Linked DNA regions of Homo sapiens: region 1 is linked to region 2. A link is an interaction called in ENCODE POLR2A ChIA-PET data of the cell type or tissue named here. Cell type or tissue: PC-9. All regions are shown on one strand. Links, peaks and the distances in the headings refer to the core of each region. The heading gives the core; the rest is flanking DNA. Region 1 has its middle 18 kb from the start of HACL2. Region 2 holds the start of OR1I1 (olfactory receptor family 1 subfamily I member 1).

Region 1 (5,377 bases), core at 76-5,075, 62 kb before region 2:
TCTTGGGCTCAAGAGATCTGCCTGTCTTGGCCTCTCAAAAGTGTTGGGATTGCAGGCATGAGTCACTGTGCCTGGCTCACATTTTTCTTAATTTGTAAGAGGTAAACATTTATCACAGCTTTGTTCTAGTTCGTGATTTGCCTATAAATTTGTTTCAATTTAACAATGTTTTGTCATGTTAAGTAATTATACTTCTTAAATAGTCATATCTCATTATTTTTTCACTGTGAAGTCTTCCATGTTATTGAGTTTCTATCACGGTCTCTATAAAGGGTTCTGTTCTTCCCTTTGATGTTGTTTACTTCACCATAAAAAGGCCTGTTTCAGACATATTTAGGGCATGTCTGCCAGTATGCTTTTTATTAGATCTGGATTTTCTTTTCTTTTCTTTTGAGATGGAGTCTTGCTCTGTTGCCCAGGCTGAAGTGCAATGGCTTGATCTCAGCTCACTGCAACCTTTGCCTCCTGGGTTCAAGTAATTCTTCTGTCTCAGCTTCCCGAGTAGCTGGAACTACAGGCGTGTGCCACCACACCCGGCTATTTTTAGTAGAGATGGGGTTTCACCATATTGGCCAGGCTGGCCTCAAACTCCTGACCTTGTGATCTGCCTGCTTGGCCTTCCAAAGTGCTGGGGTTACAGGCATGAGCCATCGTGCCGGGCCTAGATCTGGATTTCTTAAGTAGAGTCTGAGTTTCTTGGCTTGGGGTTTCATTTTACTTCAGTTTCTGAAGATTTGAAGTAAGGCCTTGTACTTTTTCATGGCATGAATCCCTCAGGGAATATGTGTTTTATACATTTATGTTTTCCATTGTTGGTTGCATATATATTTAAAATTGTTGTATCCTGTACTGAATTGATTCCTTTATCATTATATAATGTTTTTCTTTGTTTCTTTATAGTTTTTTATTTAAAGTTTATTTTCTTTTCCTGACATAAGGATTGTAATCCCTGCTCTTTTTTTGGCTTCCCTTTGAGTGGATTATATTTTTCTTTCTTTTCTTTTTCTTTTTTTTTTTTTGAGATGGAGTCTTGCTTTGTTGCCCAGGCTGGAGTGCGGTGGCGCGATCTCAACTCACTGCAACCTCCGCCTCTGGGTTCAAGTGATTCTCCTGCCTCAGCCTCCTTAGTAGCTGGGATTACAGGCACACACCACCACGTCTGGCTAATTTTTGTACTTTTAGTAGAGGTGGGGTTCCACCATGTTGGCCAGGCTGGTCTCGAATGCCTACCTCAAGTGATCTGCTCACCTTGGCCTCCCAAAGCATTGGATTACAGGTGTAAGCCACCATGCCCAGCCCTAGAATATCTTTTTCCATGCCATCTCTTTCATTCTGTGTTTCTTACAGGTGAATTAAGTCTCTTTTAGGCAGCACATGATTGGGTGCCTCTTTCTATCTATTCCTTCACCCCATGTTTTTTGATGGAGAATGTAATTCGTGTCCATTCAAGGTAATTGTTGACAGGTGAGGACTTACTATTGCCATTTTGCTGATTATTTTCTAGTTATTTTATGTATTCTTTTTGTTTCTTCCTCATTTACTTTTTTTTCTTAGTGCTTAAATGCTTTCTTCTAGTGATATGTTTTGATTTATTCCTTTTAAAATAAGTTTTATGTTGGGATGCTTCAAGAATGCGCATGTCATCTTTGTGCAGGGGCCACGATCATCCCTGTATCATTCCATTTCTAGTATATGTGCTGCCAAAGCGAACACTGACTCCTTCCTTTTCATTGTTGTGTATCTATTATAGGCCTTTGCTTTGTGCTTGCCATGAGGCTTGCAAAATACATCTTATAGTGTTAAAAGATTATTTTAAGATGATAACCACTTAACTTTGATCACAGAAATAAAGTATCTCTACACTCTTAATCCTACTTTGTATCAAACTTTTTATTTAGGTTATTATGTTTTTTTCTTCCTAGGATTTCTATTTGTGCTTTTAATTGTTTCTACTTCTTTGCCAAACTTCTAATTTTGTTTATAAAGTTTTTTCAAATTTCATTTAATTTTCTATCTGTATTTTCTTTTAGGCTCCTGAACTTTTAGAGAATCATTGTGAATTCATTTTCAGTCATTTTATAGATTACCTTTTCTTCTGGGTCTGTTACTGGAGCTTTATTATTTTTTTCTAGTAGTGTTATGTTTCCTTGTTTTTTTATTTTTTTGTTTGTTTTTTAAAACATAAACCTGTGTCCTACGTAGTTGCTTTTACATTTGAGGAGACAGCCATCCTTTCCAGCCTTTGCAGGTGGAATTTGGTTGTGATAGACCTTTATTATTTAGTTTAGTTTGGAATTCTGGGTGGGCTGGCTGGTTGAAACTCCAGACAGGCAGACTTTGCTGTGGGGTTCTCTAACTGGGCTGAGTTGCTTCCTGTTCTCTGAGGTTGAGTGGTATTTCTGAATGTGTTCCACAGTCTGGTAAGGGCACCTGGCTGGACTCTGCCATCATGTGGGGCGGCTGGCTGGGCTCTGCAATTGTCTCTGATCAGGCATGGTTGGATGTTGTTTTCCCTGGCTGGGTGGTAATGTTGTTAGGAAAAATAACATGCACCATGTTTCTTGCACATGATGCTGTTTGCTAGTTTCTATGGTGTGGCAAGTGTAGCAAGCCATTCTTGGCATTGCTATAAAGAAATACCTGAGACTGAGTAATTCATGAGGAAAAGAGGTTTAATTGGCTAAGAGTGCTGCAGGCTGTACAGGAAGCATGGTGCCAGCATGCTTCATGGTGTCATCTGCTTTGCTTCTGAGGAGGCCTCAGGAAGCATTACTCATGATGAAAGGCAAAATGGGAGCAGGCAATTCCCATAACAAAAGCAGGAGCAAGAGAGAGAGAGTGGGGTGGAATAGCTCCACACTTTTAAATGACCAGATCTTGCAAGAACTCACTCACTATTGTGAGGACAGCACCAAGCCATGAGGAATCTGCCTCCATGACCCAAACACCTCCCACTAAGCCCCACCTCCAACATTAGGGATTATAATTCAACATGAGATTTGGGTGGGGACAAATATCCTAACCATATCGGCACTTCTGCTGGTGGGGATGCAGCGCAAGTACCAAAACTTGTGAACTGGTTCCTGTGAGCCCCTCGTCCGCTGTTCTTTGACCGAACTGACCCCTGGTGTCCAGCCATGCCGGCATTCTCAACATTTCAAGTGGGACGAGATAGGAGCAAGCTACCCGTGAAGAATCCCAGAATGATGGAGAAGCTGAATGTTCACTTCCAACTCATCCCTTCCACTGCAAAAACCATGGGTCCAGGAGAACTCTCAGCATATGGTGTCCTGCTGGCCTCAGGGAGGGACAGTGTAGTCAGAGAGAACCATTCCTCTTACTGTTTCACCATGAATTTTTTTTTTTTATTCTTCAGTCCAAGGGGGCATCTCAGCCTCACTCCTAAGGTCTTGATATTAATGATAGCATTCTTCACTTTGAACAGTTGCCAGCAATTTCCAGTAGCTGAAGGAAGTAAAGGCAGAAAACTTCTATTCCACAATCTTGCTGACCTCATTCTCCTGAAAGTGTTATTTGGTTTATTTCAGGTATCAATTTTGCAGTCTTTGCCTTTGCCTTCCTAAGGTTTTTGGTTTTTTTGAGACAGAGTCTTGCTTTGTCGTCCAAGCTGGAGTGTAGTGGCATGATCCTGGCTCACTGCAACCTCCACCTCCTGGGTTTAAGCAATACTCTTGCCTCCGCCTGCTGAGTAGCTGGGATTACAGGTGCACACAACCACACCTGGCTAATTTTTGTATTTTTAGTAGAGACAGGGTTTTACCATGTTGGTTGGGCTGGTCTCGAACTTCTGGCCTCAAGTGATCCACCTGCCTTGGCTTCCCAAAGTGTTGGGATTACAAGCGTGAGCCACTGTGTCTGGCCAGATATTCTTTTTCACATGGACTATAGCAGACCCTGTAAAATTCTCACCTACATCCCCGTTGCTCCTATTTTTCTTGCTGAGCCAGACTTTGAATTTTCTGTACACATGGCAAGCGGCATGTGCTGGCACTTTAATGCCTCCTGAGAGAAATCTTCAATCAGTGGCTAATGGGACTGAGTGGATATATCCCCAAGCTCCCTCATACCTTGGGTAAAAAAACATAGAAGTGTATATTCCTGGACACGTCCCACGGTTCTGCACATAAGATTAAATTCCAGTGGCCCACGGCAGTACCTTCCTTGGTGATGTACATTGTATTGGTTATCTACCTTCCTTGTTTCACGTCCTACTTCCCTATGTATGTCACTTGAAATCATCTTTTATATAAAATATTTCTCTTGAATTCTTATCAAGCATCTGTTTCTAGAGAAATTCAAACTTACCATCTTCCTTCCACACACCAAATATCATTTTCTCATACATTCCTCTGATTTTCTTATCTGTGGAAGAGTCACTTGCTAGTTGTGTGACTCTTAGGAAAACAAAGGGCTTATTGTTTCTGAGTACCCCTTTCAGTTTTTGCAAAACAGGAATTATTATTATTATTTTTCTGAGATGGAGTTTCACTCAGTCCCCCAGGCTGGAGTGCAGTGGCGTGATCTCAGCTCACTACAACCTCCGCCTCCTGGGTTCGAGTGATTCTCCCGCCTCAACCTCCCAAGTAGCTGGGATTACAGATGCATACCAATACGCCCAGCTACATTTTTTGTATTTTTAGTAGAGACGGGGTTCCGCCATGTTGGCCAGGCTGGTCTCGAACTCCTGACCTCGGGTGATCCACCCGCCTTGGCCTCCCAAAGTGCTGGGATTACAGGCGTGTGCCACCGTGCCTGGCCAGAAATGATTTTCTTTCCACACTGCTACCTGATGCATCGCAGACCCTTATTAATCACTCTATTTTACCTATTCTGTTGCCTCCTCTCTGTCTCTTTACAAGCAGCAGGAAAATGGGACCTGTCTGGTGACAGAATTCCTGATGATGGGATTCTCCAACCTCCCACACCTGAGGAACACACTCTTCACCCTGTTCTTCCTTACCTACCTGGTCACCCTCGGTGGCAACGTCACCATCATCACCATCACCCATGCGGATAGGTCCCGCCACACTCCCATGTACCACTTCCTGGTGGTGCTGTCCCTCTCGGAGACCTGCTATACACGCTGGTCACCATCCCCAGCATGCTGGCTCATCTGCTGATGGAGACCAGGCCATCTCCATCCCTGGCTGTCAGGCTCAGATGTTTTTCTTCCTGGGTCTGGGATGCAGCCACTGCTTCCTCCTTACCCTGATGGGTTATGACCGCTATGTGGCCATCTGCCACCCCCTGCGCTACTCTATGGTCATGAGACCCACCGTTTGCCTCTGCCTGGGAGCCCTGGTTTTCTGCTCTGGGTTCTCGGTGGCCTTGATCGAGACCAGCATGATCTTCTCAT
Region 2 (5,377 bases), core at 323-5,322:
CATACATTGAAAATGTCATAAGTCAGACCTGGCGTGGTGGCTCATTCTTATAATCCCAGCACTTTGGGAGGCCGAGGCAGGGGGATCACCTGAGGTCAGGAGTTTGAGAGGTCAGCCTGGCCAACAAGGTGAAGCCCCGTCTCTACTGAAAATACAAAATTAGCTAGGCGTTGTGGTGCATGCCTGTAATCCCAGCTACTTGGGAGGCTGAGGCAGGAGAATCGCTTGAACCTGGGAGGCAGAAGTTGCAGTGGGCTGAGATTGAGCCACTGTACTCCAGCCTTGGCAACAAGAGCGAAACTCTGTCTCAAAAAAAAAAATATATATATATATATATATATATATATATATATATATATATATATAAGTCAAAAATGCATTGAACATACCTAACCTACCAAACATCACAGCTTAGCCTAGCCCACCTTCAATGTGCTCAGAACACTTACGTTAGCCTACAGTTAGGCAAAATTATCTAATACAAGATCTATTTAATTTAATTTAATTTATTTTGAGACAGGGTCTCACTCTGTCACCCAGGCTGCAGTGCGGTGGCACAATCACAGCTCACTGCAGCCTGTACCTCCTGAGCTCAGGTGTTCCTCCCACCTCAGCCTTCCTAGTAGCTGGGACAGGTGTTTTTATTTTGCCCTCAGCAATAATGATATCTGTAATGGGTTAAACCTTCTTAGGAGCCAGTTTCTTTCTTTTTTTTTCCCCCAGCTATTGGCTGCTCAGCATGATTTTTATTTTATTTAATTTTATCATTTTATTTTAAGTTCCAGGATACACGTGCAGGACGTGCAGGTTTGTTACATAGGTAAACGTGTGCCATAGTGGTTTGCTGCACCTATCAAGCCATCACCTCGGTATTAAGCCCAGCATGCATTAGCTATTTATCCTGATGAGGAGCCGGTTTCTTTCTTTCTTTTCTTTTTTGAGATGGAGTCTTACTCTGTCACCCAAGCTGGAGTGCAGTGGCGCGATCTTGGCTCACTGCAACCCCCGCCTCCTGGGTTCAAAAGATTCTCCTGCCTCAGCCTCCTGAGTAGCTGGGATGACAGGCGAGCACCACCACGCATGGCTAATTTTTGTATTTTTAGTAGAGATGGGGTTTCACCATGTTTGTCAGACTGGTCTTGAACTCCTGACCTCATCATCTGCCCGGCTTGATCTCTCAAAGTGCTGGGATTACAGGCGTGAGCCACTGCAGCCAGCCAGGAGCCAGTTTCTTAATGCATAGGTCTTACAATAACTCCCACAGGGAGATTGTGTTAGCTACAATTTACAGTGAGCAGACTGGGGCTGAGCGAGCTGCCAGGGGCACTCAGCTTGCAAGTGCCTGATCTCGCCTTTGAATTTAGACTTATTTTCACTCTCATACTCCACTGCCTCCCTAAGAATGGCCACTCTCACCTCTTTATGAGGCATTTCGAAGCTAAATTCTGTGCTGTCAACACGTGCAAGGGAAAAATATTCAATTACAAGCATTTACACGTGTTTCTTTTCGAGACAGAGTCTCACTCTGTCACCTAGGCTAGAGTACAGTGGCACGATCTCGGCTCACTGCAACATCCGTCTCCTGGGTTCAAGTGATTCTTGTGCCTCAGCCACCCGAATAGCTGGGATTACAGGTGTGCATCACCACGCCCGATTAATTTTTGTATTTTTAGTAGAGACGGGGTTTCGCCTCTACTAAGCCTGTTGGCCAGGCTGGTCTTGAACTCCTGACCCGGTGATCCGCCCACCTTGGCCTCCCAAAGTACTGAGATTACAGGCGTGAGCCCAGTAATCTCATCATTTCAGCGCCCAGCCGATGAAAGGGGTTTTTAGGAAGGTTAGCAGCATAATCTCCTTGGTAACCCCAAGAGGCCTTCAGCAAAGCCCTATGTTAACTTTTTGAGGCTTTTTAGTGTTGGACTTGAGGTTTTTGCAATGCAATGCTTGGTTTTCTCTAGGCTGGATAGAATACTGCGATTCCCTTCCTGGCAACATATTTGTAACAGTCCTCAGTTGTTGACTTGGGTTGCATAGAGCAGCGGTTCTCAACCTTGAGCACGCTTCAGGGTCACCTGGAAGGCTTGTTAAAACACAAAAAGCGGGCCAGGCATGGTGGCTCACACCTGTAATCCCAGCACTTTGGGAGGCTGAAGTGGGAGAATTGCTTGAGGCCAGGAGTTCAAGACCAGCCTGGCAGACAAAGTGAGGCCACCCCACCCCCAATCCCGCCCTGGATCTACAAAAAATAAAACAATCTGCTGGGCATGGTGGCATGCTTCCATAGTCCCAGCTACTCAGAAGGCTGAGGTGGGAGAATCCCTTGAGTCCAGGAGTTAGAGACCAACCTGGGCAACACAGTGAGACCCCCATCTCTACAAAATAAAAAATTAGCTGGACATGGTGGCACACACCTGTTAGTCCCAGCTGCTTGGGGGGCCAAGGTAGGAGGATCTCTTGAGCCCGGGAGTGTGAGACCATCCTGGGCAACATAGGAAGATCCCTGCCTCTACGAAAATAAAATTAGCCAGGCATGGTGGTATATGTCTGTTATCCCAGGTACCCGGGAGGCTGAGGAGGGAGGATCACTTGAGCTTGGGAGGTCGAGGCTGCGATGAGCTATGATAATGCCACTGCACTCCAGACTGGGCAACAGAGCGAGACCCTGTCTCAAAAACAGAAAGAACAAACAAACAAACAAAACAATCCCCCCGCCCCCTCCCCCCCGCTCCCAAACTCATCATACACAAAAAGCTAAGCCCTTTCCCTGAAATGTCTGGTGTAAGAACCAGCACTTCTAGATAGTTTCCAGAGGATGCTGGTGCTTCTAGCCCAGGGACCACACTTGGGGAGCTGCTGCATTGGAGAAACTTGTTTCTCAAGACCTCTCCTATCTGTGCAGGTGTCCTGCAGCTGCAGACCCTCAGTGCTTTTCCTCCACATATCCTGCCACAGAGGGTCTGCCGTCTGCGTGCTTTGTCCACTCAGAGAGTCTAGACTTGGTCTCAGTCTCTTCTCTCTCTCTCGGCCTCTAGGAAGGAGACAGATTCCTCTCCCACAACCCTCCACCCCCACCCTCAGCTCAATCCTTTCCCCATCCCTCACCTGCTCACCAGGATGGCATCACCAAGGGGAGGGTCCCGGGAAGCCTCCTTCTCCACCAACTGCTAGAGGATCCCGAGGTCAGCACTAAACCCCTAGGAAGGGCATGGGGGCTACTCACCTGTGATCGCTGGGGTTAGCCTGATGTCTATGGGAAGGATTCATATGTGTACCCCCCCGCCCCCAGACTCTGCAGGTGAGTGGGGGAGCCAGGGGAACATCAGGGTATTTATAGTCTGGGGACTCTAGGAGACTTCGTCCCCATAGCTCCTTGTTAAGGAAGCGGATGCTAATTATTTTGTTTCTCCTCTGCCACATGTGACCTGTTCTTTTGGAGATGGGTGTGCTTTGGGATCATCGAGTGGGTAAGAAGAGGAAACAGTGACTAGGGATTCACTCTCACTAGGACATCTCCCTACGGTCTCCTTCCAGCTCAGGCTGAGCTTCATGGAAGCTCCCAGGCAGAGAGGTCTGGGGGGTCCCAGACTCCAGTCGGGCACTCAGATGCCTGAATCTGAGAGGTCCTTTCATTCATTGCATTATGGAAGAAACTGGCTCATTAAGGAAAGCTCCGAAGAGTATCAATCAATCAATAAATCGGTATTAAATAAATAAATTTATCAAACACTTTTTTTTGAGATGGAGTGTCACTCTTTCACCCAGCCTGGAGCACAGTGGAGCAATCTCGGCTCACTGCAACCTCCACCTCCTGGGTTCTAGCAATTCTCCCTCCTCAGCCTCTTGAGTAGCTGGAATTACTGGTGCCCACCACCATGCCCAGCTAGTCTTTGTATTTTTAGTAGAGACAGGGTTTCACCATGTTGGAAAGACTGATCTCAAACCTCAAGTGATCTGCTCTCCTCGGTCTCCCAAAGTGCTGGGATTACAGGCCTGAGCCACTGTACCCGGCCTATCAAACACTTCTTGATCACCTGCTTGGCACTGGAGTTGGACACGGTGGCTCATGCCTATAATCCTAGCTACTTGGGAGGCCAAGGTTGGAGAATCCCTTGAGCCTAGAAGTTTGAGACCAGCTTGGGCAAAACAGCAAGACCTTATATCTACAAAAAATTTAAAAAAATTAGCCAGGATTGGTGGCACATGCCCGTGGTCTCAGTTACCCAGGAGGCTGAGGTGGGAGGATCACTTGAGCCCTGGAGGTTGAGGCTGCAGTGAGCTGTGATCGCACCACTGCATTCCAACCTGGACAACGGAGTGAGACCCTGTCTCTTAAAAAAAAAATCCTTCCTATCAGCCACACAGAACGTGTGTAGGATACTTGTTGAAATTCTCCTAGGGGCTTTAGTAAATATTAGAATTACTTTCCCTAATAATATTGGCTGTTGGACTGTTGGCTCTTGGATCGTAACTCTGTGGGGAGGTCAGCTTCAAAGCAAGAACAAGGTAGACCAACTTCGCGTTGGACATATGGGGATATGAGTAGGTGCCAATCCCACTGTCATTATTTTTTTAAAATTAAAATTATTTTCAGAGGCTGGGCATGGTGGTTCACACCTGTAATCCTAGCACTTTGGGAGGCCGAGGCAGGTGGATCAATTTAGCTCAGGAGTTTGAGACCAGCCCGGCCAACATGGTGAAACCCTGTCTCTACTAAAAATACAAAATTAGCTGGACGTGCCTATAGTCCCAACTACTCAGGAGGCTGAGGTGGGAGGATCCCTTGAGCCCGGGAGGTGAAGTTTGCAGCAAGTTGAGATCATGCCACTGCACTCCAGCCTGGGTGACAGAGTGAGACCTTGTCTCAAAAAAAAAAAAAAAATCAATTTGAGCCCAAAGGTTGGGGAAAAACCCACCTAAAAAGTCCATAAGGTGGCCAGACATGGTGGCTCACACCTGTAATCCCAGCACTTTGGGAGGCTGAGGCGGGTGGATCACTTGAGGTCGGGAGTTCGAGACCAGCCTGGGAAAAATGGTGAAACCCAGTCTCTACTAAAAGTACAAAAATTAGCTGGGCATGGTGGGTGGGCATCTGTAATCCTAGCTACTTGGGAGGCTGAGGCAGGAGAATCACTTGAACCTGGGAGGCGAAGATTGCAGTGAGCCGAGATTGTGCCACTGCACTCCAGCCTGGGTGACAGAGCAAGACTCCATCTCAAAAAAAAAAAAAAAAAAAAGTCCCACTGGGTGAACAAACTTTTGCCACTGTCCGTGGTTCTGAAAAAAAATTATTTTGCCCAAAGCCATGGTAGGTAGGACATTGGTGTCTCCCATCCGAACTCTCCTGGGAATTCTGAAACCAGTTATAGAAGGAAGAGTG

The links. ChIA-PET counts read pairs that join two places held together with the same protein. Peaks named below come from ENCODE experiments on the same cell type or tissue, not always from the same donor. Only the 100,000 strongest peaks of a DNase experiment are listed, where the experiment ranks them.
Region 1: POLR2A ChIA-PET joins it to region 2 with 7 read pairs; 7 of 35 experiments call an interaction of 5 or more read pairs at or near these places.

The regions. Positions count from the first base shown.
Region 1 is chr19:15,141,551-15,146,927 of GRCh38, reverse strand. It overlaps the pseudogene OR10B1P and the pseudogene RNU6-782P. Among named protein-coding and RNA genes, the nearest start is that of HACL2, 18 kb to the right of the region's middle. In PC-9, for the core only: no CTCF peak of the experiment used is centred there; a DNase peak (open chromatin) is centred at 2,647.
Region 2 is chr19:15,080,120-15,085,496 of GRCh38, reverse strand. OR1I1 (olfactory receptor family 1 subfamily I member 1) reads right to left here and starts at 3,286. Exons shown (of 2, transcript NM_001004713.2): 1 at 3,221-3,286. In PC-9, for the core only: no CTCF peak of the experiment used is centred there; no DNase peak of the experiment used is centred there.